Regions from separate parts of the Homo sapiens genome. Here region 1 is linked to region 2. A link is a contact called in ENCODE Hi-C data. All regions are on one chromosome and are shown on one strand. The core of a region is the stretch at or near the end of the contact, and the rest is flanking DNA. Distances in the headings are between cores, read along the strand shown.

The links. A loop is a pair of places that touch in the nucleus more often than their neighbours do. Pooled maps may share reads with other maps.
Region 1: a loop to region 2 is called in a pooled map, with 2.9 times the contacts of the local background. The contact joins two enhancer-like sites. A Hi-C loop is called at or near these places in 3 of 168 maps with a recorded cell type or tissue (CD8-positive, alpha-beta T cell, GM12878 and PC-9), 1 of 37 single-sample maps with no recorded cell type and 11 of 50 pooled maps.

The regions. Positions count from the first base shown.
Region 1 is chr15:39,409,191-39,415,512 of GRCh38, forward strand. All of the region lies in intron 1 of LOC105370777 (a long non-coding RNA gene), which reads right to left. Among named protein-coding and RNA genes, the nearest start is that of LINC02915, 160 kb to the left of the region's middle. Within about 2 kb of position 2,566, at least 3 of the 41 ENCODE cell types and tissues checked have a DNase peak (open chromatin) inside an H3K27ac peak, as active enhancers do.
Region 2 is chr15:39,123,926-39,129,990 of GRCh38, forward strand. The region is part of intron 1 of LOC105370777 (a long non-coding RNA gene); the gene reads right to left. Among named protein-coding and RNA genes, the nearest start is that of LINC02915, 120 kb to the right of the region's middle. Within about 2 kb of position 1,491, at least 5 of the 41 ENCODE cell types and tissues checked have a DNase peak (open chromatin) inside an H3K27ac peak, as active enhancers do.

The sequences.
Region 1 (6,322 bases), core at 1,316-3,815, 290 kb after region 2:
TGGATGGATGGATGGATGGATGGATGGGTAGGTGGATGGGTGGATGGGTAGGTGGGTAGGTGGATGGGTAGGTGGATGGGTGGATGGGTAGGTGGATGGGTGGATGAGTGGGTGGGTGGGTGGATGGGTGGATGGGTGGGTGGGTGGGTGGGTAGCTGGGTGGTTGGATGGATGGGTGGGTGGATGGATGGGTGGGTGGATGGATGGGTGGTTGGATGGATGGGTGGGTGGATGGATGGATGGGTGGGTGGGTGGATGGATGGATAAGTAGATAGACAGATAGATAAAATGATAAATATACATAAAATCTCAGGTAATTTTAAGAACAACCTTTAACATGGTTACTATTAATTTTCCCTCATTTTACATATGATGAAAATGAGGTTTAAAGATGCTAAGAAATATGCCCCAAATCACAAAGCAAGTAAGATATTTCAAACAATAGCAAATAAATGCATCGTTACTTTTGCAAGACAGTGGGATAACAGTATCATCAAGTATCTATGGACTATTATCCCTATAAATAAAACTTGAATCATTAATTCTCCTTCGAAACAAAACTAGAAATCTACTAACCTATCCCATGGCGTAGGATATTCAGTAACATATCTGGAAGGAAAATACAGAAAAGGTCACTACAAGCAATAAAAACTCTAAATAATAGTAGCAGGAATCATAACAACAATGATGATAGCAAGAGGAATTAAGGGAAATAAAGAAGAGCCAGTATTTCCTTAAACATCTGCAAGTGACTTTGTGGAATCTCCTTGAGATTTTTCCAAAAAAGATAGGTAAATGTGAAATAGAGATACTCAACTCCAATGAATGTTATCTAGAATACTTTAGTGAGATCTCACAGCCTACGCAAATGGCACAAGCTATGTTCTCTAATGTGTTTCTCAATTTTGGCAAGTATATGGATGTCTTATGGATATGGTCATCAAAAAGTCATTGTTAATATGACACTAGAATCCTGTGACTACAACAACTCTAGCAACAAATTTTCTTCAGAATAATATCTCTGACTGGTTTATGGCAAGTGATTGGTTTATGACTGCTAAGTCCATCCTGATATGAGCTTAGAAGATGTTTTCCATATTGGTCTTGAAGAAACTTATACTTTCATCAGCAGGGGCCAGGACCTGAAGCTCCTCCAAGATTTTCCCAGTATCACCAGATTCCTAGGTCTATGACTCAGTTACAACATGTTCAATAAATATTGACTACGTGCACATGATTTTCCTATTGCTGTGCTCTCTGCAATGAGGAATGGCAATAAATGAAAACACAGTACCCCATCTGGAAGGAAATGAAATATCATGGATTTGGAGCCATGTGTTAATTATTGCTAACCTTCTCTGGAGTCCCTAGGTTAAGAGGACACTCCAAAGCCTCACAGTGCCCTGGAGCTATCATAGATAGTAACTACGATTCTCAAGTATCTTTTAGGCCCCAGTGCTCCGACCCCAATCGCACAATCCATTTGTATTGGCTCCCATTCCAGTAGGTGCAAAGCTACCTCATTCAAGTTCTTCCCTGCAGATTTCTCCTTTCAAGATGGTTGATTTATCCAGAAGTACAATCTAGCTTTTTCTAGTAAACTATAGGGCAAATAGTATTGTCGCACACTTCTGAGTTGGAAGTGATAAAACCGGAAAGATACAACAGAATAATTGAACGCCTCTTCTTGTATCCCAGCACCACCGGGTCTTCCTCAGCCTATTCCTGGACAGTTTAAACCTCAAGCAAAGGCTTTCTGTGCTCTGACACTCCAGGCTCACTTCTCCTCACGACCTTTAACTTGCTGCTCCCCTGTGCCTGGGGTGCTCCCCCAAAAAACGGCTGTGGCATTCCTTTCCGCACTGCATTCAGATGGCTGCTTAAATACCACCTTTTCAGAAATGCTCCCCTTGGCCACCCTACCTAAAAGATTAAAATCTCACTATCATCCTGACTCCTCTATCTTATTTTTTATCATTTTTAACCCCTTGAAAAAACGTATTTCTCTATTTTCTGTCTCCTCCCAGGTTACACTTGAATGTAACCTCCCTGGCAAGGGGAACTTTGTTTTCTGCAACTGCCCAGTTTCCCAGACCTAGGAAGTACTTCACTGACATATTTCGAGTTAAAACAAAAAAAGAAAACAATGGGTAAGACAGACTTATTTGCTTTTGAGTGCAGAGATCAATTGTCTGAGCAGGGAGGCAAACTTATCTTTAAAAGCTGGCTCTACCTACTAGATTATTCAGGTGGTGTTTTCTTTTTGCCCTGGCATCTTGTACCTTGCTTCTCACTTCCAGGACATATTTAGCCCAGAGCCTCAGGAAGGATTTGGAGAGGGCTTATTACAGGCTAAGATTTAGACCTATGCACATACCCAGACTCAAGATCAGACTTGCGTTAAAACCACAGACACAGAGCAGCCATTGACTCTACCACAATCAAAGTTTGATCATAACATAGAAATGGGAGATTAACTAAGAGGAAGCCAATTAGCCAGGACACTCAACCTCTTGGACCACAGCTGATTTTGAAAGTTAAATGTTTGATGGAATCTTGCTTCCTCATTCTCAATGACCTAAAGCAGAGGCACAGGGAGGTGAAATGGTTTGCCCAACATCCCACAGTGTATCAGCAAAAGCGATGGGCTTGGAAACCACCAGGTTTCCATTTCCTGTCTATGACCACACTAAGAGTGAGAATCCTCAAGAGGCATGCAGAGTAAGCTCAAGCACTGATGGTAAGGTAGGAGGAAGGAATCACACACACAAACTCACACTTTCTCTCATTCTCTCTCTCACACACACACCCCACATACTACTGATAAATGTGGGCTTCATTAAGTTGCCCTTCCCAAGTTGTCTATAAAATTGCATAAATATCAAATCTTTTCCTTGAAAATTTCCTGGATGAATGTGTTCTTTCCTCTATAAACTTGCTGAAGGCTTAGCTATTTCTCTAATCTTTGAGTATATCATTTCAGTTCTTGCCAGCATGAAACTATCTCGAGGGAGCACTGAAAGGAGCTAAGTCTCTTGCATTTCAACTTTCCACAATCCAAAGTCAACCCAGATTATTACAAGTTTTCTCACATCCTTCACTTCCCCCAGAGAGAACTATCTTTTGAGGAACCTATTTCATCTATGACAAATAAATGATCTGAAGTTTTATAACGCCCCTCAAAGAGCAAGTTTAGGCTTTGAGCACTTCAACAATCAGAAGAATAAAACAACCTAACAAGAGATGCAAAAGACCTGGAAACAAGTGGCAAAGGCAGATTAATAATATAATTTCTACCATCTTATTTCTTTTTGTCCTTTCTCTCACTACCTGGTTAATCTCTTATTAATAGTTCTCCATCAAATATCTCCCCTCGCCCTTTCAATATCTTCAAACTCCAATCTGATGCACAAAGCTAACAGTATAATCCTTCAGCTGATATTGGTGGACCCTTTACATCCAGTTATAATCAGTACTCCTCACTGTGATAGTTAAGGATCCTCACAGTCTGGGCCCACTCTATTGTGGTGGTCCCTAAGAGGAAGGGGAGGTGCATTGTGCCTGCATCCAGGGTACATTTTTGTCATGACTCCAGGTATGCTAGTGGTATTGGCAGTATCTAATAAATAAAGAGCAGAGATGCTGCTAAATATCCTACAATGCATGAGACAGCCCCCTGCCACAAAGAATTGACCAGTCTCAGTACTGCTGAGGCTAAGGAATCCTGTTCTGCAGGCTTCGCTCCACTCCTTTGTGGTTGTGTAGTTTTGTTTTGTTTTGTTTTTTCGATTGACTCTTTAATAGATGATTTGCAATCCCCTATACCTAGACATTGTTTATGAGTTCAAACCCTTGGACATCATCCTTGCCCCTCTTCTACCTGGAAGCCTTAGACCCTTTCTTTAGCTGGCAGACCCCTGCCTTTACTTTAAGGCCCATCTTCTCCTTGAAAGCTTCCTGGATGGATGTGCTCCTTGCTTTCTAAATTTACTGAGTGCTTTGCTAGTCCTCTCTTATGACATTTATCACCATTATCTGGAATTACGTACTACAGGCTCTAAGAAAGTAAAACTCTTGTTTGTTCAAGGTTATATGGCCAGTACCTTCGAAGAGTGGAATATAGCAAGTGCTAACGAATACTTGTTGATCAAATGAGGATTTATCTGTGATGTAAACTCACAACTCTCCTATCAAAGTTCCCTGGAACTGGAAACATCTTTAGCTCTTCTCTGAATCATGTATCACTTCTTCCTAGAAGGTGCTTAATGAACAATGCTTATATGTCTAAATATTTAAATGAATACACATAGAGTATAATAGAAATATTAAGTAAATATGTAAATACAAAAATACATATATTACATATTAAGTAAATACACAAATAAGGCTTGGCCTGTAGAAATTCAAGTCCTAGGCAACAGTTCACCCATCTCAATTTTCAATTACTTCTAAGAATCATGTCACAAGTATGTTTCAATGTCTGACAGTTCCTCATTTTTAAAAAGAACACCAAAATGAGCATTTAAATGTTAATTGCTCATCTGGAGAGCACATGAAACAGAAAACACGCAAAGACAGGATGTGTTGCTAGTTGTGCCTGAGTAGAAACTAATATACTGCCCTGAAACACTGACTTCAGCTTCTAGTGACACATCACAAACCTGTTGCAACACAAAGTGCAGGCTAAACATAACCAAATTATAATGACAATATTTAAGAATAGAGAGAATTGACTGGGAGACAACAGTAAACTTGGGGCCCTAGTGGAAATTCAACTTTACAGCTAATTTTTATCTAATGTGCTGCAGTTTGTCAAAATTTTCTTGTAGCCCGTATTCAGTGAAGATGGAGAAGAGCCCCAATTCTGGGGAATAAGTCTATATATTTTTGTATAGCAATTCATACTCCCTCATCTTTTTTGCCAGACACACTGATTCCTTCATTTTTATCTTTTATCATAGGTGTTGTTTTCTGCTTTATAGTCATCCTTCCATATAATTCCTAATATTTTCACAAATTGCATACATAGAGAAACAAACAGCATTTTAATTAGCACTCACCTTGCTAAGCCCGTTACATGCATTATCTCATTTAATTCTTAAGAGAGCCCTAAAACACAGGTATGATTATTATTCCGTGTTCACATTAGGAAATTGAGGCTTGGAAAATTTAAGGAACTTGCCCCATGTCACACAGCTTAAATGACTCAGAGGTTTTGTATGCTGCGAGCGGCTTCTGTGACAGTTTTTAAATGTCTTTGAATTCATCAAGCTTCTAGTAATTATTTATTGGGCACCAGTAAAGACTCAGGCTTTGTGATGGCTTTGGAGAGAAAGTGGAAAGCAATAAGGCATGTGGTCTTTCCTCTCAGGAAGCTGACAGCTACTGGACAAGGTAGATGTTAATCAAATTCTCATAATGACCCTAAATGTACAAACTGTTTCTTGATGCACAAGAAACAGAGGCTCTGAAAATATGTAATCGAAGAACCTAGCTATAACTTTGAAGTTAGGAAAGGCTTGGAGTGGTTAGGAATTAATGATTAATGCAGAATTCAGAGGCACAGAAGATGGGAAACATCTCAGAAAGAATGAGCAGCACCTGCAGAGGCCACGGCAGGCAGGAGTGTGGCACAGTCAACAAACACAGAGGGACCTCGAGAGGGAGTGCAGGATGAGGGCAGGTGGGGCCAGATTGAGTTGGGTTCCCTAGACACAGACTCTGAGACAAGGACTGGGTTCAAGTATAGTTTAATTAGCAGATGATTTCAGAGAGCTCAGTGAGGGAGGAGGAAAGTGAGAAAAGACAGGAGGACAGCAACAGTGGATTTCCACCTGAGCAACTGGGCCTCAGTCCCGCTAGGACTTCTGAGATCCCATGTAAAACATACTTCAGAGTTGTCTCACTGAGGGACAAGAAAGGTGGGCCACTCATCCCCAAGCCCCAGGCTCAGGGGTGCTCCTGGAGACCCCAGTGTGCCTCCTGGGAGAGAGCATGCCAGGGCAGGAGCTCTCTGCATGTGGGGGAACTGCCACACATGTCGTGAGGCTGGAGCATGGTCAGCCTGTGCTACAGGACTTAGGCAACTCCACCCTAAGAGTGATGGGGAGCTATGCAGCAACCTCACCTGGGGCGAGGCTGTATCCTGATCAGATTTAGGTTTGGAACATTGCAATGTGGACAGCAGATTGGAGGGAGGGAAGGGCGGATGTCAAGAGGCAGCTAGAAGTTACCAGAGGCAGGACCAGCTGCATAACATGTAAAGACCAGTGCAAAGCAAAATGAAAGGACCCTTGCTCACAAAGAAGGATAAAAGTGCGTT
Region 2 (6,065 bases), core at 241-2,740:
AATCAGGTACTCGCTAGTCAGTGAATGGTTACTTGTCAAAAGGAAATGAGCTGAATAAAATGAGCTGGGGAGAGGTAGGGAGAGAAACATCGAAGTAATCACAGAAAGTGGAATGGCAGAAGTAGAAGTGGGAATAAGGATAACTCTGCCTTCATCCCCAGGGCAAGTCCTAGATTACATCCAGGAAGAAGTCCAGGGGCACAATTTAGCTTTGTGATACTACCTTGGAGATGGCAGAGCTGGAGCATGGACCAGGGCTCAATTCCCATAACTAAGACAGGAGCATGCTGATGTTTCATATTGACACTGTGAACAACAGACATCCTCTGACTTGGTGACTCGTCTTTGCTCTGCAAATACATATGCTACTGTAATTGCTAAAAAATTACTTTGGACTCGCAGTTCAAATGGCTAAGTAATGTGGCCTCAGGTTTTTCCCAGGAACTCTTGCCATGTTTAAACAAACCCCAAGAATGACTGGGTAACACCCTGAGAATTGGCACTCGGTGGTACGCCAACAGCTTGGCTATCCGGAACGCTTCTGTCTGACTGCTTTTCCAAATTCAGTGTCTCCCAATCCAACCACGAAATGGCTGAGAAAAATGCCTCCATCCATCTTTTCCAGGGCATTCACCTCTTCCACTTCCTCACATGACCCTTTCCTACTTCAGCTGCTTTAGTTGGACTGTTTTTCCTTCCTCACCCTCCCACTCACTTCACAGAGCCGGTTTTAGTTTCTATCTAGTGAACACCGCAGTGAAGGAAAGCCAACATTTTTTTCAATCAGGAGAGTGAAGAGTGGAACTAGCCATCAGGACAAACTTACTTCATCTAGCAAATGTTCATCTGCTATTTTAACATCTTAGTTAGATCATATGGCCGCGGCAGCCAAAGTCCACAGGGCAACAGGCTGTACTGATACAATTAGCCTATGTACCTTCCCATTCCTGGAAGTGCTTTTCCTTGATTATCCTTGAATATCAACAGTTCTTAATTTCCAAAGACAGGACATATAACCTAACTCCCAAATCCCACAAAGAGAAGAAAAACCTGGCTCCCATCCACTCCTATGTTCCCAGCAACAGTCCCATAGACTCTACTTCTTCACAGTTTCGCTGAACAGTTACACTGAACTTTTCCACCACTTATACACTTGGTTGGAGCCAACATGTGTTCCTCCCGTATCATGTTTTTAGTAATTAGAAAGTAATTCTCTGAAGCAGAGAATGCTCTGGTTTGCCAAGAACAAGCTCTGTTGATGACTTCTGAGTGCTGCAAAGGGTTTTGCTGTGGGCTCCATTACAAAAATAATCACTTCGCTGACTACAGAGTCAATTTACTCCCTCAACGTGGGCCACCATTTGCCTAGCATTCTCCTAAAAGAATTTCCCTTTGAAAACTGGAATTTTGTAAACAGTTCATAGTCAGATCCAAGTTAGCTAGAGGTAATGAAGGTCTTTATTACCACTTTTAAATATCAAATGTTGGAATCAATGAAGTAGAATGAGCTCATTATTACTCACCAGATGGTATGAGGAGTCATGAAAGATAATCAAACATTCTTTAGTTTGACAAACAGTGGGTTTCCCAGCCCCCTAAATAGTCTTTTCTCCATTCTAGATATTAGGGTAAGCATATGATTATTGTCAATGTATACAGGTAACCAGTGCTGGATTCACACAGAACTATGAAATCAGCAAAGCTGACCTTCACTGTGTCTCCCATCCTGAATGTATTTTCCAGCTTTATAGTTTCCCTTCAACTTTCATTTTGAGATGCCTTTATTCTAAGGCTTCTCTATAAAATATAGGAGAGTGTTAATGGCTGAAACATTATTTTTTTTTCAAATCTATTTTTATGGTATTCTTTTTTTAAATTTTATTATTATTATACTTTAAGTTTTAGGGTGCATGTGCACAATGTGCAAGTTTGTTACATATGTATACATGTGCCATGTTGGTGTGCTGCACCCATTAACGCGTCATTTAGCATTAGGTATATCTCCTGATGCTATCCCTCCCCTCTCCCCCTACCCCACAACAGTCCCCGGTGTGTGATGTTCCCCTTCCTGTGTCCATGGACTGACACATTATTGATGTTCATAGGAAAGTTGTTTTAGCCTGATGGGATTTTCTAAGATGCATGCGTGAAATTCTAGGCACCAGCCATCAGGGGGAGCAGTTGTGGTTTTGTGTGGTGGGTCTTCCTGGTCTTTGCGGAATCAGAATTTAGTCTTACAGTTTCCTGCAGGTGAATAACCTACTTTACCAAAATGTGGAGATGGCTCATTCATTACCTGAAGAAGAACAAGGATGCAACTACTGTTCTTTAATGCTAATATGGAGCATCACATTGTCATTTGTAGTTAGGAATGACTTTCCCTGATAATAATGTCTGTTAGGTTCTGGCAACATTCTTTCAGACCTGTAAGTCTTGGGTAATAGTCACTGGATAATATTCGTAGTTCTCTCCCGCAGTGAATAAGTGGTGAAGGTTAAATTATTCCAAAAATGGATGTGGGCAATATTTAAGAAATTCTGATTTTATGACTTATGTTGCCTTGAAATATAATATTTTAATCATATATTTATATAATTTTTACTTAAAAGGAACTCAAAATACATTGCAGATGTTATTAAGGTGAGGAGTATAGCACCATAGTAGCTAGGATTTATTGAGTGTTTCCTACGTGCCAGGAGCTTCAAACAATTCTACATCCACATGGCAATCCTAATAAATAGATATTATTTTTATTTATTTATTTATTTATTTATTTATTTATTTATTTCGACGGAGTTTCACTCTTGTTTCCCAGGCTAGAGTGCAATGGTGCAATCTCGGCTCACTGCAACCTCCACCTCCCGGTTCAAGTGATTCTCCTGCCTCAGCCTCCCATGTAGCTGGGATTACAGGCGCCTGCCACCACGCCTAGCTAATTTTTGTATTTTTAGTAGAGACGCGGTTTCGCCATGTTGGCCAGGCTAGTCTCGAACTCCTGACCTCAGGTGATCCGCCCGCCTCGACCTCCCAAAGTGCTGGGATTACAGGCATGAGCCACCACGCCTGGCCCTATTATTTTTTCTAATTAACAGATGAAGGAACATATTAAGCAATTTGCCCAAAATCACAGGCAAGAATTTGAACCCTATTAGTCTGACTCCAGAGCTTGGGTCTTAGCAGCACCAAAGGTAACAGTACCTATGTTTAAAAGGATAAAATTAGGAATTTATTGAAAAATATAAGTGGTCAAGCTGGGATGGAAAACTAGTTTTGTTGTTGGTCTTTTTTCATTCCCAAGCAAGAACATGTTTTACTGCCTATCCCACTGAATTCTAGCCAAAGATTTCTCTGTAATAGAACAATAGAATAACTTTCCAAAATATGGTAAGAATGCAGATAGACTAGCAGTGGAGTAAATTCCCTTTCTCAAAGCAGGCAAGGAGGGTGCAGAGGGGTTAATCCTGATGACCCTTGTCAAGGGAGGACACTCCCAGATATAGCCTAGGCCATAAGGCCCAAGTCTCTTCTCTTTCTGAAATTCTGCTCTATCCCCTTTTAGCTTGTGAACCCAAAACTGGAAAGCTGCTTGGCTCTGTTTCCTCAGTTTTTGTTCTTGACATAGCAATCCAACGTTACTTACTCTTCATTTACTCTACACCTACCCCATCCGTCCTCAACAGACCATGATATCAGACCTTGGTTTTTAATTCCCCTCCCTTTCACTTAGTGCTTTAGGAAAGACATTGTTGACATTGGACCAAACCTCACTATTATTAACTCAGACCTGAGATACTTCTTCTGGTATATAACATTGTTTAACAGATTTCAAATACTCCAAACTGGATTTTCTTAAACCTCTAATGCAGCAGAATCATAGAGATCTTTAAAAATATGGATTCTAAAGAAAACATGACCTTGAAATAGACATATAGTTACAAAATAGGAAACAAAAAGCGTTAAATGAGAATGCACATTTCATGACAATTACTCGAACTTACACATGTAATTCTGTGAACTTTTCTGTGTGTTATACTTTAAAAAAACAAGTTTACCTTCAAAAGTATATGTTTCTGGGGTTTTTCTCCAGGCCTCATGAGTCAGCAATTCCTGCATTAGAGTCCAGGAAATTTTATTGTTAAATTGTCCTTAGTCATTGAGATAAGCAATTAGTTTGGCGAAGTACCAAAACTCCTAGGAGAGCAAATAGTATGTTAAGAATTCTAAGGCCAGGAGGATGAGGTTTATTTCCCACACAGAGAATGATTCTGGAAAACAATTAGATTGGGAAAATGTGCATTTCACTCCTACAAAGTCATGTGCCACTGCCTGGATGAACAGAGTATATATGTGATGCAGCCCCCTATTTTAGTCCACTAAGAGCCACCTTTCTTCTTTCAACTGCAGCCTATAGCTGTAGAGACAAGAGCAGAACTGCAGAATGTCACCATTTGAGAGGCCCTTTACCCACATTCTTGTCCTGATGAGTCACTCACTGGTTAAATACAGTAGGTAACCTTTGTGTGCTGAATCCCAGCCTCTGAAATCATGCAGCAGGCCAACTCACTACAGTGAAAAACAAGCCTCCCCTTCCTCCTTCTGTGGTGGCAATAACTCAGTTGTGGGCTACAGGAGATCCTTGCGTGCCAAGTGAGCAAGTTATGGGGTTCCTGGTAAAGAGAAGTTGCTTGTTTGGATCAAGTTAGATGGATGTAAATTTTGAAAAGGCCAAACAAATGGGTGATGCTCTCTTGTTTAGCATTTGTACTAAGTTATCTTCACAAAGAGCTATACAAAGGCTTAAAATAAAATCAACCAGTCTCAATTCTTCCAGCCTGGGAGAAAAGAAACGCCCATTAGGACACTGATCTTTAAGATGCTACCTCCTTCAGAAAAGTGGCAAAATGACCACAAGATGTTTGTGTACTAAATGTGTACTAAACTGAATGTACACTAAACCAAATTCTTGAAATTCCATCCATTTACCCTTTCACCCATTTCCAAAATTACACTTCCCCAGTCTTTCCACCTAATGAGTGGCTCCACTATTCACCATGATAATTAGGTGGAAAACCTAGGAGTCATCCTTGCCTCCTCCCTTTTCTCATACTCACTATGCAATCCATGAAACCATTATGATCCCTTATCTGGTGTAGTTGATGCTGTTCTGCACTACCGCAATGTCTCCCTTTAGAACTAAAGTACACATTCCATATGACTTCAGCAGAAGTACTGACCGGAAGACATCAGCCATTCTGTCACTGTCCACCCTACAGCTGGTACAACAGGTGTATTAACAGAATAGCCATGGTCACAAGAGTGGAGCCTATGCTTGGGCCCATCAGTATGAGATTTCACTTACCAAAGCTCATTTGGTTATTACTGCCACTAAGTTGTTTTTTGTTTGGTTGTTTGTTTCGTTTTTTTTTAGATGGAGTCTTGCTCTGTTGCCCAGACTGGAGTGCAGTGGTGTGATCTCGGCAACCTCCGCCTCCTGGGCTCAAGCAATTCTCTCGTCTCAGCCTCCTGACTGGCTGAGACTATAGGTGTGCGCCACCACACCTGGCTAATTTTGTATTTTTAGTAGAGACCAGGTTTTGCCATGTTGGCCAGGCTGGTCTCGAACTCCAGAGCCACTAAGTTTTTAATATTCCAGCCATAAAGACCAAACTGGAGTCCCCAGTTTGGTAGCACCCTAAGTGAGATGAATCACCCACATGCTGGTGAATTAACTACACTGGATCACTTTCATCCTGGAAGAGGTTTGCTTTGCTTAATTGGACTTAACTCATATTCCAGCTACTAGCTTTGCCTTTCCTCCCTGCAGGGCCTCAGCCAGCACTGTTATTCAAAGGCTTAGAGAGAGTGTGATCCAACAACATGAGAGCCAACATAATATACTATCATATAATTGCAGATATGTATTGCAATATACGTAACTGCAGAATCCACTTTACAGCATCAGAGGTTCAGCAGTGACCATGGGATCCACTGGAGCTACCACATGCTACAGTACCCAGAGACTTCTGACCTGGCAGTGCTGTGGACTGTCCTTGTGAAGGTGCAAC